Linked DNA regions of Homo sapiens: all the other regions are linked to region 3. The links are chromatin contacts, found by Hi-C or POLR2A ChIA-PET in ENCODE. All regions are on one chromosome and are shown on one strand. Each heading gives the region's core, a stretch centred on a gene start or an enhancer-like site at or near the end of the contact. The rest is flanking DNA. Distances are from core to core; before and after follow the strand shown.

The links. A loop is a pair of places that touch in the nucleus more often than their neighbours do. ChIA-PET counts read pairs that join two places held with the same protein, here RNA polymerase II (POLR2A). Pooled maps may share reads with other maps.
Region 1: a loop to region 3 is called in a map of K562, with 2.6 times the contacts of the local background. The contact joins the promoter of MUC20 here to the promoter of PPP1R2 in region 3. A Hi-C loop is called at or near these places in 1 of 168 maps with a recorded cell type or tissue (K562), 2 of 37 single-sample maps with no recorded cell type and 2 of 50 pooled maps. POLR2A ChIA-PET finds 5 or more read pairs at or near these places in 3 of 52 experiments (OCI-LY7, PC-9 and WTC11).
Region 2: POLR2A ChIA-PET joins it to region 3 with 11 read pairs in A549. The contact joins the enhancer-like site here to the promoter of PPP1R2 in region 3. POLR2A ChIA-PET finds 5 or more read pairs at or near these places in 4 of 52 experiments (A549, GM10248, H1 and 1 more).

The regions. Positions count from the first base shown.
Region 1 is chr3:195,719,728-195,724,098 of GRCh38, reverse strand. MUC20 (mucin 20, cell surface associated) reads right to left here and starts at 3,121. Exons shown (of 4, transcript NM_001282506.2): 1 at 3,016-3,121. The coding sequence starts at 3,091.
Region 2 is chr3:195,350,956-195,355,635 of GRCh38, reverse strand. All of the region lies in intron 4 of ACAP2 (ArfGAP with coiled-coil, ankyrin repeat and PH domains 2), which reads left to right. Among named protein-coding and RNA genes, the nearest start is that of XXYLT1, 82 kb to the right of the region's middle. Within about 2 kb of position 2,400, at least 3 of the 41 ENCODE cell types and tissues checked have a DNase peak (open chromatin) inside an H3K27ac peak, as active enhancers do.
Region 3 is chr3:195,540,979-195,545,771 of GRCh38, reverse strand. PPP1R2 (protein phosphatase 1 regulatory inhibitor subunit 2) reads left to right here and starts at 2,447. Exons shown (of 6, transcript NM_006241.8): 1 at 2,447-2,868. The coding sequence starts at 2,747. RefSeq lists a silencer at 2,236-2,475.

The DNA.
Region 1 (4,371 bases), core at 1,872-4,371, 180 kb before region 3:
CACCCCCCACCCTGCCGAGGCCCCTCCTGAATGAGGGCTGAGAACTGCAGGGTTGGAGCCTGGGAACCATGGAAACCGTGGCCAGGCATTTTCCACAGGACACCGGGAGACCCTGAGGCAACACCTAGCTTTTCAGAGAGCGGCTGCCAGCACTTCTGCCCAGAGCAGAGGCCTGTTCCCTTGACTGGCCCTGAGGTGGGAGGAATGGGAGTCCCCGAGGGAGGCTACGGTAGGATATCTTCCCTAGAGACAGGGTCTTGCTCTGTTGCCCAGGCAGGTCTTGAATTCCTGGGCTCAAGCGATCCTCCTGCCTCAGCCTCTTGAGTAGTTTACTACAAGATCTTTTCTGGCCTGAGAAAGGGGGCCTCCCCTGTCTAGAGGGAGATCGGGCTCTCCCTGTGAGTGGGCCAAGGAGCCTCTTGGAGAGGGTTTCTAGATTTAGCAAATAAAAATACAGGGTACTCGGTTAAATTTGAACTTGCATTTCAGATAAACGACGAATAACTTTTTAGCATGAGTATTTCTCATGCAATATTGGCTACATACTTACACTTAAAAAAAATTGTTACCTGAAATTCAAATGTAACTGGATGCCCTGTGTTTTATCTGGTAATCCCAGTCTTGGAAGGAAAAGGATCAAATACGAACCCCCTAATTCTCTGAGCCTTCTTGGTCCAGCCTACACAGCTGGAAGCCCAAAGGTGGCGCTCTTGGAGTCTGACCTCCCCTGGCACAGGGTTTGAGATGGTCTTTACCCAGCTCCACTGGCCCAAAAGTAGCCCATAGACCCAAAAGGGGCCTAGCACCTCTCCCCAGGGCATCAGGATGGGGCCCCAGGTCCCCAACTGGTTGTCCTGTGGACCTCAGGGAATGACGACGCAGGAGTCAAGAGCCTCGGTTGCAGCTCCCGCTGTGCCGCCCACGACTGGCTCCGGGGTCAGATGATCTGCTGGTTCAAATCCTGACTCAGCCTCCTACTAGCCAGGCCAGTCTCTAGACCCCTCCCAGCCTCCATGTCCTCACCTGAGAAAACAGGGTCACAATACCTGCCTTGCCAACGTGATGAGGACCAGCGGAGAAGGTGAAAGGGCTTATATTCCAAAGCCCACAAGGTAAGCATCCCTCCCTATGGAGTCCTCTCCCAGGCCACTGGAAAGCACGCATAGTTGATCTGACTATAGTGAGGAGTGCGGGCTGCACCCCCAGGCAGTATAGGCGAGTCCCGGGCACCCACTCTCATCCCTGGTCCAGTGCGGCCCAGCTGCACACACAAATCTCACTTTTGCAGGAACTGTTCGTCTGCCTTCATAATACAGTTTCTTCTCCCCACTTCAAGCCTGAGATCATTTCTTTGAGCCTTCTTGGTCCAGCCCACACAGCTGGAAGCCCAGAGTGGTGCCCTTGGAGCCCGACTTCCCCTGGCACATTTTCTGGCTTATCCAGGAGCCCCGGGGTGTCCTTTCTGCTGTGAAACCTCCTCATGCTCCCCAAGCCCACAGCCTCTCGGGTCCAAGGGGGTCTTCTCGAATACAGCAAATCCCAGCCCAGCCCCTCAGTAGCTCTGGAACACTGCGGCTCTCCTGGTACAATCTTCAAATCTGGTGGAGAGGAAAGCGTGTGGACTTGGGACCCTGAGTTGGAGAATCTGCTCTCTGCCCTGTGACCCTGGCCAAGTCTCTCAGCTCCAAGCCTGCATTTCCGCACCTGTAAGGTGGAGCTAACGGGACACGTGCAGCGCAGACCAGGCCACGGTGAGCACAGGCAGGAGGCCACGGGGTGCAGTGCTCAGGCCTGTGAGGAGTCAGATTCTGGCTCCGAGGAGTTGTTACTGGATGCCCAGAAGCACAGTGGCCTCACCCTTAAAGCAGTGGAGGTGGGGGGTGGTAAAAACAGGGCCGATCTTGCAGGGCCGTTGTGAGGATTAAAAATACAATGTATGATAATGATGCATCAAAGTAGGTTCCTCAGTCCTATCAAATGTGCCACTCTGGTGGGGGACGCTGATGATGGGGGAGGCTGTGAGTGGTGGGGATGGGAACTCCAGACTCTCCACTGCAGCTTTTTTTTTTTTGAAACATAGTTTCACTTTTGTTGCCCAGGCCAGAGCGCAAGGGTGCGATCTCAGCTCACTGCAAACTCCACCTCCCAGGTTCAAGCAATTCTCCTGCCTCAGCCTCCCGAGTAGCTGGGATTACAGGCACCTGCTACCACCCCCGGCTAATTTTGTATTTTTAGTAGAGACGGGGTTTCTCCATGTTGGTCAGGCTGGTCTCGAACTCCTGACCTCAGGTGATCCACCCACCTCAGCCTCCCAAAATGCTGGGATTACAGGTGTGAGCCACCACGCCCGGCCTCTCCACTCGAGGTTTAGAGGGAGCATAGAACTAAAAAAAAAATAAATCCTTTTCTATTTTTTAATGTATGTGATGAGTTTGGCACAACTCCTATTAGCGACAGGTCAGGGTTCATTCCCGTCTTTCACAAAAGCCCTGCCTGTCAGCATCCACCCTTCCCAAGCAGTTTGTGGCAGTTGGACTTTTCACACGAAATCTGTATTTTGAAGGAAATCCATGCTAGGTAATAAACTGGGAGGAGTCAGAATCTTGTTAAGCCACATTCTTCAGCTTTCTGCACAATGATCACCAGCTGGCACCTCCCTGCACCCCCGCTCCGTGCCCCACTTACTGTCCCACGTTCATAAAGACAAACTCTCAGCCATCCCTTACGATGGCAGCGTCATGGTTGATTAGCGTGTACTGCAGCGCCAGGCACGCTTACACTCACACACATCGTCATGGTTGATTAGTGTGTACTGCAGCGCCATGCACGCTTACACTCACACTGTCATTTGCACACTCTTTATCAACAATAATAGCACTTCACAAGTAGCACTGTGGTTCATTATAATCAACCCGAGAGAGCCTGCCCTTGCCCATGAAGGGTGGCTCATACTGAAATTCACTCCCAGAGCCCTACTAGGGGAGAGGCCCACCAGGCCCTTCTAGGCCTCCTTACCTGCAGAGCTCCCAGAGACCCCAACCTCCCAGCAGAAGAAGAAAAGGGGCAGAGCCAGACCCCAGAGACAGCCCATCCTAGCCGGCCACCGCTGCTCCACAGAACTGCTGGCTGTCTCTCGCGGGTACCTTTTCCTGCTTCCTCAAACCAGGGAGGAGGGGCAGCCTCCTGCCCAGGTGTGTGACCAGGTGATCACAAATGTGCAGGCTGAGGGCTGGCAGGTTGAGGCTGTCAGCAAGCTGACCCCCCTGCCTTCCTTGCCCGGTAAACACTCCACTGAAATTTGATTTGAAGATATGGAATCACTAGCTTCTTTTTTTTTTTTTGAGATGGAGTCTTGCTCTGTCACCCAGGCTGGAGTGTACAGTAATGAGATCTCAGCTCAATGAAACCTCTTCCTCCCGGGATCCAACAATTCTCCTGCCTCAGCCTCTGGAGTAGCTGGGATTATAGGCGCGCACCACCACGTCGGGCTAATTTTTGTATTTTTAGTAGAGATGGGGTTTCACCATGTTGGCCAGGCTAGTCTCAAACTCCTGACCTCAGGTGATCTACCTACCTCAGCCTCCCAAAGTGCTGGGAGTACAGGCATGAGCCACTGCACCCAGCCAAGTGCTTTTATTTTCTTAAGCCAATTAATTAGAGCTCTTTTATATATTTTCAGTAGCAAAACACTGTGTACACAACAACACATAAATACACAGATGTATTAGGTATGCTGAAAGAAGTTCATCTTATAGATTCATAAAGAGCTTTTTTCTTACACCTTCAAATTCTTTTTTACTTTTTTTTTTTTTTTTTTTGAGACAGAGTCTCACTCTGTTGCCCAGGCTGGAGTGCAATGGCTTGATCTCGACTCACTGCAAACTCTGCCTCCTGGCTTCAAGTGATTCTCCTGCCTCAGCTTCCTGAGTAGCTGGGATTATAGGCACCTGCCACCACATCTGGCTAATTTTTTTTGTATTTTTAGTAGAGACGGGGTTTCAACATGTTGGCCAAGATGGTTTTGAACTCCTGACCTCAAGAGATCTTTGCGGCTCAGCCTCCCAAATGCTAGGATTACAGACGTGAGCCACCGTGCCCAGCCACACCTTCGAATTCTTGATAACCTGTTTTACTACTCTAAGCGGTTGTCAGCTAAATAGCCTTGAATTTGCATTTTAAGGAAACTGAGGTGAAAATCGAATAGCAAAATTTACATCATAACGTATGGAGAGAAAAAGTCTGGTGTGCTGGAGGGAAATTAAAACAGATTTAATTGCCAATTAAACATAAAATTATAGAAATTATAAAGGCCTTTTAAATATATACACACACACAAAGATCCTATAGCTTTTACTTCAGAAATTTAGCCAT
Region 2 (4,680 bases), core at 1,151-3,650, 190 kb after region 3:
GAGCTGTTGGTTTTAAAGAGTCATATATTATTCTATGCACTTTTGTAAGTTCATTTTATAATGAGCAGATTGGTCAACTGACATTTTTGATTATTTGTAATACATGTGTTGCTTGGAATAATACTGTTAATTTCCAGAAATATAAGTGAACCTTAGCTTTTCTGTTGGTGGCTTTTAAACTTTTTATGATGGGAAAATGTGTGAATTTTCTCCTGGGAAAGTATAGACTGGAGACTTAGATACCAGTAGATGAATTGAGGAATTTCTGTGTAGCAGTTTAATATAGAAAAGAGTTAGCTGTCCATGAGGAAGGGCTTTAAGAACAACAATAACTACCAAAAAAAAAAAAAAAAAGAAGAAAAAGAAAAGAATTAGCTGTTAGATAGCTGTGGCTTGAGAATTGGCAAGTCAGAGACAGAACTGTTGCTTTATTGACAACATACTTTTCACACTAATGGAAGTATTAAAAGTATATAGCCTACATTATTGTGGCTGGGCACAGTGGCTCACACCTGTAATCCCAGCACTTTGGGAGGCTGAGGTCAGGAGTTCGAGATCAGGCTGTCCAACATGGCGAAACCCCGTCTCTGGTAAAAATACAAAAATCAACTGAGCATGGTGGCACATGCCTGTAGTCCCAGCTACTCAGAGGGCTAAGGCGCAAGAATTGCTCGAACCTGGGAAGTACAGGTAACAGTGAGCTGAGATCATGCCATTGCACTCCAGCCTGCGTGATGGAGTGAGACTCTTGTCTCCAAAACAAAGCCAGTAAATAGTCTAGATTACTGACATCTAATTTCATGAAATACTTGACATTCTATTCAAGTGTATAGAAAATTTAATTTTGGTAATGTTACATTTTAAAGGCAGTAGTATCCAGGATATATGTATGGGCCAAGAGTTCACGATGAAGTTGCTAAGAGCAACTGCAACAAAAGCAAAAATTGACAAATGGGATCTAATTAAAGAGTTTCTGCACAATCAAAGAAACTGTCAGCAGAGTAAACAGACAACCTATAGAACGGGAGAAAATATTTGCAAACTATTCATCTGATAATGCTCTTATATCCAGAATTTATAAGGAACTTAAATTATAAAGAAAAACACAACCCCATTAAAAAGCAGGCAAAGGACATGAACAGACATTTCTCAAAAGAAGACATACATGTGGCTAACACTCATATAAAAAAAGCTCAACATCACTGATCATTGGAGAAGTGCAAATCAAAACCACAATGAGATATACCATCTCACATCAGCTGGGTGAGATACCATTGCTGGGTATATAACCATAGGAATATAGTTCTATTATAAAGACATATGTATGTGTATGTTCATTGCAGCACTATTCACAACAGCAAAGACGTGGAATCAACCTAAATGCCCATCAGTGGTAGACTGGATAAAGAAAATGCATACGTACATATACACTATGGAATACTATGCAGCCATAAAAAAGAATGAGATCATGTCCTTTGCAGGAACATGGATGGAGCTGGAGGCCATTATCCTTAGCAGACTAACACAGGAACAGAAAACCAAATACCACATGTTCTCATTTATAAGTGGGGGAGCTAAATGATGAGAACACATGGACACATACAGGGGAACCACACATACTGTGGCTTATTGGAGTGGGAGGGTAGGAGGAGGGAGAGGATCAGAAAAAATAACTAATGGATAGTAGGTGTAATACCTGGGTGATGAAATAATCTGTATAACAAATCCCTGTGACACCCGTTTACCTATGTAACAAACCTCCACATCCTGCACATGCACCCCTGAACCTAAAAGTTAAAAAAAAGTTGAAAAGCAGAAAAGAGAAAAATGTTCTGCTTTTCTCTTTGGAATATAATGATGTTTTTTTAACAACTTTATTAAGGAATAATTGACATAAACTGCATAGTTACAGCATACAATTTGATAACTTTTGAGATCCACACATCTCCATGAAATCGCTACAAATAATTTAGTGAATATAACAATCATGCTTTAAAAGTTTTTCTTTGCCACTTTGTAATTTCTGTTTCTCTCCCTTCTTCCCTCATTCCTAGTCTGTCGTGAATCTGCTATCATTATTGGTTTGTTTGCATTTTCTAGAATTGTATGTAAATGGACTTTTGTAGTCTAGTTTCTTCAGTGTTATTTTGAGGTCCAATTATATTGCATGTTTCAGTCCTTCATTCCCTTTTTATTGCTCAATACGATTGCATTGTATGGATTTATCACAAGTTTTAAAATCCATCTACCTGTGGATGGTTATATTAGCTATCTACTGCTGTATAACAGATTATTTGAAAACTTAGTGGCATGAAACAACATGCATGTATTATCTTACAGTTTCTGGGCCAGGAATTTGGGAGTGGCTTAGTTGGGTGACTCTGACTCAGGAATTTCATGAGATTGCCTCAGTCTCTGGTCCTCTGACCAAGGATCCTCTTTGCAGGGATGCTTGAGTGTCCTTATGACATGAAATCTGGTTACTGCTAAAACAAGTGATCCAAGAGCAGCATGGGCAAACAGGAAGCTCCAATGCCTTTTTTTTTTTTTTTTTTAAAGACAGAGTCTCACTCTGTCATCCAGGCTGGAGTGAATGGCATGACCTTGGCTCATTGCAACTTCCGCCTCCCAGGTTGAAGCGATTCTTGTGCCTCAGCCTCCTGAGTAGCTAGGATTACAGATGTGCGCCACCACACCCAGCTAATTTTGGTATTTTTAGTAGAGTTGGGGTTTCACCATGTTGGCCAGGCTGGTCTGGAACTCCTGACCTCAAGTGATCTGCCCGCCTCAGCCTCCCAAAGTGCTGAGACACTGCATCTGGCTGGAAGCTTCAATGCCTTTTATAACCTGGTCTCAGCAGTCACACATTGTTACTTTCTTCATGATACTGTTTGCTAGAAGTAAGTCACTCCATCTAGCCCACACTCAAAGAGCAAAGAATTGGGGCTGCTTTTGAAGAAAGCAGTGTTAAAGAATTTGTTGTCATATTTTAAAGCTACCGCAATGGACTTTGGGGTTGTTTTTAGGTTTTGGCTATTACAAATAAAAATGCTTATTAAAATACATGTAAAAATCTGTGTAGGCATATAGTTTTATTTCTTTATGTGAATAGCCAGGTGTAAAACGGCTAGTTTGTAAGATAGTGTTATGCTTAAATGTTTACTATTTTTAAAGTGAAGACTGTAAGCCATTGCTAAGAGAAAATAAGGAAATATTTAATTTCTTTTATTTATTGTTTATATTAATTTTTAATACAGTCACGCATCATTTAACAACAGTGAAACATTCTGAGAAATGTGTTGTTAGGTGATTTCTTCATTGTGTGAGTATCATAGAATGTACTTATCACAAACCTAGGCAGTGTAGCCTCCTACACACCTAGGCTACGTGGTGTAGTCTATTGCTTTTACGCTGCAAACCTATACAGCATGTTTCTGTAATGAATACGTTAGGCATTTGTAACATAATGGTAGATATTTGTGTATTTAAACATAGAAAAAGTACAGTACAGATACAGTACTATAATTTTATGGGACCACCGTTATATGTGCGGCCTGTCTTTGACCAAAATGTCATTATGCGGCACATGACTGTTTTACATTTCTTTAAAGTGTTAATATCTGTAAAGAAATTAAAACCTACACAAATGTTGTTTTGCAAAGTGGATTGTGCTATTTTACATCAGCAGTGTACAAGAGTGCAGGGGTTCCACATGCTCAGCAACACTTGGCATAGTCACTTTCTAAAATTGTTTATGGTTTTAATTTGCATTTCCTTATTAATAAGTAATGATGTTGAGCATTTTGTTTCTTTGCCATCTATGGATCTTCTTTGGTGAAGTGTCATCTTTTGTTCATTAAAAAAATGGATTTAGGCCGGGCATGGTGGCTCACGCCTGTAATCCCAGCACTTTGGGAGGCCGATGCGGGCGGATCACGGATCAGGAGATCCAGACCATCCTGCCTAACACAGTGAAACCCTTTGTCTACTAAAAATACAAAAAATTAGCTGGGCGTGGTGGTGGGGGGCGCCTGTGGTCCCAACTGCTGGGGAGGCTGAAGCAGGAGAATGGCGTGATCCCGGGAGGTGGAGCTTGCAGTGAGCTGACATCACGCCACTGCACTCCAGGGTGACAGAGCAAGACTCCGTCACACACACACACACACACACACACACACACACACACACACACACGAAAAAGAAAAAATATGGATTTATTGGCCTGGCGTGGTGACTCACGCCTGTAATCCCAGCCCTTTGGAAGGCTGAGGCGGGCGGATCACTTGAGGTCAGGAGTTCATGACCATCCTGGGCAACATGGCGAAACTCTGTCTCTACTAAAAGTACAAAAATTAACTGGCGTGGTGGCATGCCCCTGTAATCCCAGCTGCTTGGGAGGCTGAGGCAGGAGAATCACTTGAACCTGGGAGGCGGAGGTTGCAGTGAGCCGAGATCACACCACTGCACTCCAGCCTGGGCGACAGAGCAAGACCCTGTCCCCCGCCCAAAAAAAAAAAAGGATTTATCTTCATATTTACTGAGTTGTTATATGTTTTGCAGATATTTTCTTCCATGCTTTGGCTTGCCTTTTTCATTTTTGTAGCAGTGTTTTTTAAAGATCAAACTTTTTTTTTATGAAGTCAGTTTATTGATTTTGTTCTTTTGTAGTTTTCTTTTGTG
Region 3 (4,793 bases), core at 1,198-3,697:
GCCATGTGTGGTGGCTCATGCCTATAATCCCAGCACTTTGGGAGGCTGAGGCGGGCAGATCACCTGAGGTCAGAAGTTTGAGACAAGCCTGGCCAACATGATGAAACCCCATCTCTACTAAAAATACAAAAATTAGCTGGGTGTGGTGGCAGGCACCTGTAGTCCCAGCTACTCGGGAGGCTGAGGCAGGAGAATCACTTGAACCCAGGAGGCAGAGGTTGCAGTGAGTGGAGATTGTGCCATTGCATTCCAGCCTGGGCGACAGAGCAAGACTTTGTCTCAAAAAAAAAAAAAAAAAAAGCAGTACTGGCCCTCACAATTTTACAAACTATTTTTTTTTAAGTGCTACCAAAGTCATCTTCATCTGCATTCATTTGTTGTGGGTTTGGGAGTGGAAGAACCAGTACAGGAGACAAAAGTTTAACTCTTGATGAGGGAAATATGTTTCCAAGGTTCTTCAGAGAACTCTTCATCACCTCCTGTTCCAATGTTTGTTAGTTAATTAACTAATAAAACACTTTATGTCATACGATCGTAGTCCCTTTCATTAGAGGGTCTGAAAGCAAGCTGTTGCTTAATCAAGGGCCCAGTCACAGTTGAGTTCAGGGATGCTGAACTCAGTGATGCTTCCCAGCCCAAGCAGGAACAAAGCAAATCTGCCCAATAATTTGGAACATACAGGGAAGTTTGTGTATTCCCTTGAAAACAGGATTGCCATCACTGACCTAGACTCCTGCTGACAGGGCAGGAGACGCAACACAGGTGTTGAACACTGGGGTGGAAAGAACTCAGGAAGGGAAGGGAGGTGGCCATCCTGCTTCCCCTCGCTGAGAACCCTCTCTCTCTGCTCCATGGGCTGGACAGGGCTGTCAGGGTGTAATGTTAGATCCACTGAGCAGTCCTGGCCTGGGAGGGAGAGACGGCACCAGTGGATATTTGACTGGGAACAAAGGTGGGGACAGTGCCAACAGTGACTGTGCAGGCCCCTGGCTGAGGCAAATCCCTGGGGAACACATTCCACTCTGTGACCAGCAACCCTGTTTCCCTTCTCCCCTTCCAGCTCACTTCCCCTCCATTATCTCCATCCACATCCATTCCCATACTGAGGCCCTGTTCTGTGCCAGGAACTCATCTAGGAGCTAGGGGCTCGGGGCCAGACGATAAAAACAATCGTTTTCAGAACCCTACAGTCATCCCTGAGGGGCAGAGTCCTAAGGACACAGAACAGGGTCATCCTCAAAAGGCACAGAGCCTGTGTTAAAGAAGATGAGACTGTGGTCCAGAGATGAGCCATGGGAGTGAAACTGCTGCTATAGGGGCTAGATAGGGGAAAACGCTTCCTCTCACCCCCCACAGCAGTGGACAGACATTGCTGGGAGCGAGGTGTCAGCTCAATCTAAGAACTCCCAGAGTCAGAGCTGTCCAAAAACAAAATGAGTTACACGGGGGTGTGGCGGGCTTCTAGCCCCTGGGGTTGTTGGAGAAACAGGCTGAATAGCCACCTTATGGGCCTGCTTGACAAGGTCCCTTCCAGGACCAGTGGTCTGTGAATCCGCAGGGGCTGGTCCACCGGAGGGGCCAGTTCTGGGTGGCTCAGTCTGCTGTGCTCTAACCTGTGGTGAGGACGATAAAAAGGCCTGATCAAGAAAGAGTCATGGAAAAGAGCCTGGTGATGAGCGAGCTGCGGACTGGACTTGGGAGAGGGAGGGAAGGGAGTGTACAGGGACCATAACAAATACCACACACGAGGTGGCTTTAAGCAATGGAAATGGGCTCTCCGTTCTGCAGGCTTGAAGTCCACATCAACCTGCGGCAGAGTTGGTTCCCTCTGTGGGGGGAACCTGTCGCGGCCTCTGCGGGCCCAGGAGGTCCTTGGCTGGGAGATGTGTCCCTGCCGCCCTCCCGTCTCCTGCGCTCTCTGCCTAGACGGGTTGTGCGACGGCGGGGGTCGCTGCCCGTCTGTCCGTCGGCTTCTCCAGCGGTAAAAGGAGGTGAGGCGATTCCAATGCAGACATTCTATGATTTCATAATAGGCCTCTAAGGACCACTCCAATGCTGGCAGTCCATGCTTTTATAATAGGCAGTTCGGCTGTTTACACGGGCGAAATGGAAAGAGGAGATACCCGTTTTCTTCAAGTCAGCTAACCTCTCTGCGGAGTGACGTCACCTCGAGTCTCAGTCTGCTGATCTAAAAAATAAAAATAACACTACGGCCTCACAAGGTGGTGGGACGAGGGTGCTCGAGAGACGCGCGGGTCCGGGAAGCAGCAAGCCCGGGCGCTCTCCCGCAGGTTCTCAGAGACAGCTCCCGCCTCCCAGCGCCGCGCGGGGGCGGGGCGAGCAGCCCGGGCGGGACGGAGGGGGCGGGGCGAGGAGGTCGGCTTTGTTCTCGCCCCGCCCTCTCCCCGCCTCCTCCCTAGATATCGCGAGAGGGCGGGTCCGCTTGGCTTCGGCGTCGCGTCGCTCCTGCGCTGGAGCTCTAGGCCGGCGTCTCTCCGCGAGCCGCGGGTCAAGTGCCAGTGGCTAAGGGTGCGCGAGTAGCCGCCACCCGTTCGGCGTTGGCTCTGGCGTCGGGGTCGTTGTGTCGTGACAACCGCTGCGGTAGCCGTTTCCGAGGCAGCAGTTGCGGCCGCTTTAGCCCTGAGCGGGATCTGCGGCTGCCTGCGAGTCTCTGCTGTGCCGACCCTTCTCTTCGCGGACCCCACGCCAAGCAGCGACCCTGAGCCGACAGCCGGAGCGCCCGGCAATGGCGGCCTCGACGGCCTCGCACCGGCCCATCAAGGGGATCTTGAAGAACAAGACCTCTACGACTTCCTCTATGGTGGCGTCGGCCGAACAGCCCCGCGGGAATGTCGACGAGGAGCTGAGGTGAGCGCTGGGAGGGACGGCCTGGGAGCCCCTCCTTCCCGCCGGGCCCGTTACCTACCCAGACCCCAGGGGCGGGCGGGCGGCGTGGATGCGGCTCGGGTGCCGCTCGAGTCTCTTCTCCTGCCCGGCTAGCCGCGGGTGGGAGCGATCTTTAAGAAGGCTGGGCGATGACGTTTATCATGCTTCCTTTTTTTTTTTTAAGCATTTGGGCATATATAATATTTTTAAACATCATCTTTGAACTTTCTGTAATCGGGAACATCAAAGAATGAAATTGAAGCTTCAGATCTTCGACTGTTAAGCTTTTACTATTTCTTAACCTCATCTCTGAGGTATCTAAAATTCTTCGATAATTACAGTGTATTTTCTTGCTTTGGGAACCCTTTAAGATCTAGTCTCAAGCTAATAGGCGATCCGTCAAAGAAGAGACCATTTCCCCCATTAGCATTGTGCCACACTGTATTTCTGCATCTGCAACCAGAGTTTTGGGTGCTTTCTAGTTTTTGTTCCTGTTCAGAGATAGATCTAAGCTCAAAACAGTTCAAAGAGGAGCAACTTGAAATGACCCAGTGGTAATTTAGTTGCTCTTGCATACGCTAAAGATACACATGTAAAAAGTTGTTGACCTGAGCATTGTATGTAATATTTATAATATAATTGGAAACGACCGGAAGTCCATTAGTAAGAGCTGGTGAAATATTAATTACGGTACGTTTGTATAATGGAACAATATACTAGCCTTTAAAAAAAGAAAGGTAGGCGTTTATGCACGGAGAAAATGTTGCAGTACAGTATCTGTAGTGGGTTAGAAGTGCACGGGGGCTTGGGCGTTGCAAGATACTAAAAATAGAAGGACTCTACTTTCTGAAAATAAGGCTTAAGAAAAGTTACCATTGAAATTGGTAGTCAGAAGCTAAAATGAGGATGTTTGTGAAATCTCAGAATATAGGAACCTAGGGCATTCCTGGATAAAGGATCTTATTTAGGACCATAAAAGGAACTACTGCTTGGTGGTGGTAAATTTTAGGGATTTGTGTTACCTTGAAGGAAATATTGAGTAGGTTCATAGGTTAGAATCGTGGCCTTTTGGGGCTGGAAAGGACCTTAGTTTTTGTCTAGCAACTCCCACGCTCATGGATGCTTGAATCTTACATTCTCTCACACACAATTTTCCAACTTCTTTGGGCTAAGCCACGTTAAATGGAGTGCTGGGGGAGTGTGATGTGTAGGTCATGGAATTAAGAAGACAGAATTTCACCAGAACATAACTGAAGCAGGAGAACCAAGTTAGTTAAAAGATAAATAACATCCAGGCGTGGTGGCTCACGCCTGTAATCTCAGCACTTGGAGAGGCCAAGGTGGGAGGATTGCTTGATCCCAGGAGTTTGAGACCAGCCTGGGCAACATAATGAGACCTCATCTCTTAAAAAAAAAAAAAAAAAAAAAAAGGAAAGAAAAGAAAAGGAATTAAAAGATAAGTAACGTAACTACAGAAGGCTCAAATGTAGCTTCAGGGTTTTCAGCAGCAGGAATGTGGTCCTTACTGGCATTTATGTTATTTAGCTGTTCTCCAGTGTGAGTTTCTTTTGGTCCATTTACCAAGTGAGTTACTCTTTATCTCTGCTTCTTTAGTTTCTGTTTATTCTTAACTTGGATCTGCTGTAATTTCCCGTGGGCCCAATCTATGGATTGGCCTCTTTCTTTCTGTAATTGGTTGGGATTTACATTCAGGTCTTTCTGCCTCAAAAGCCACTATACTAGACTGACTCAACTGCATAGGGCTGCCTCTTCTGTAGTATCTGTGGCAGGGTAGATTCACTTAAAAGGGACTGACCTGTCGAGTTAGAGTTACAGTCCTGTCTTTAAAGAGAACTATCAAACCCTAATTCATTGAAGTTCATGATGTTTGGTTCCAAGTGGTAAAA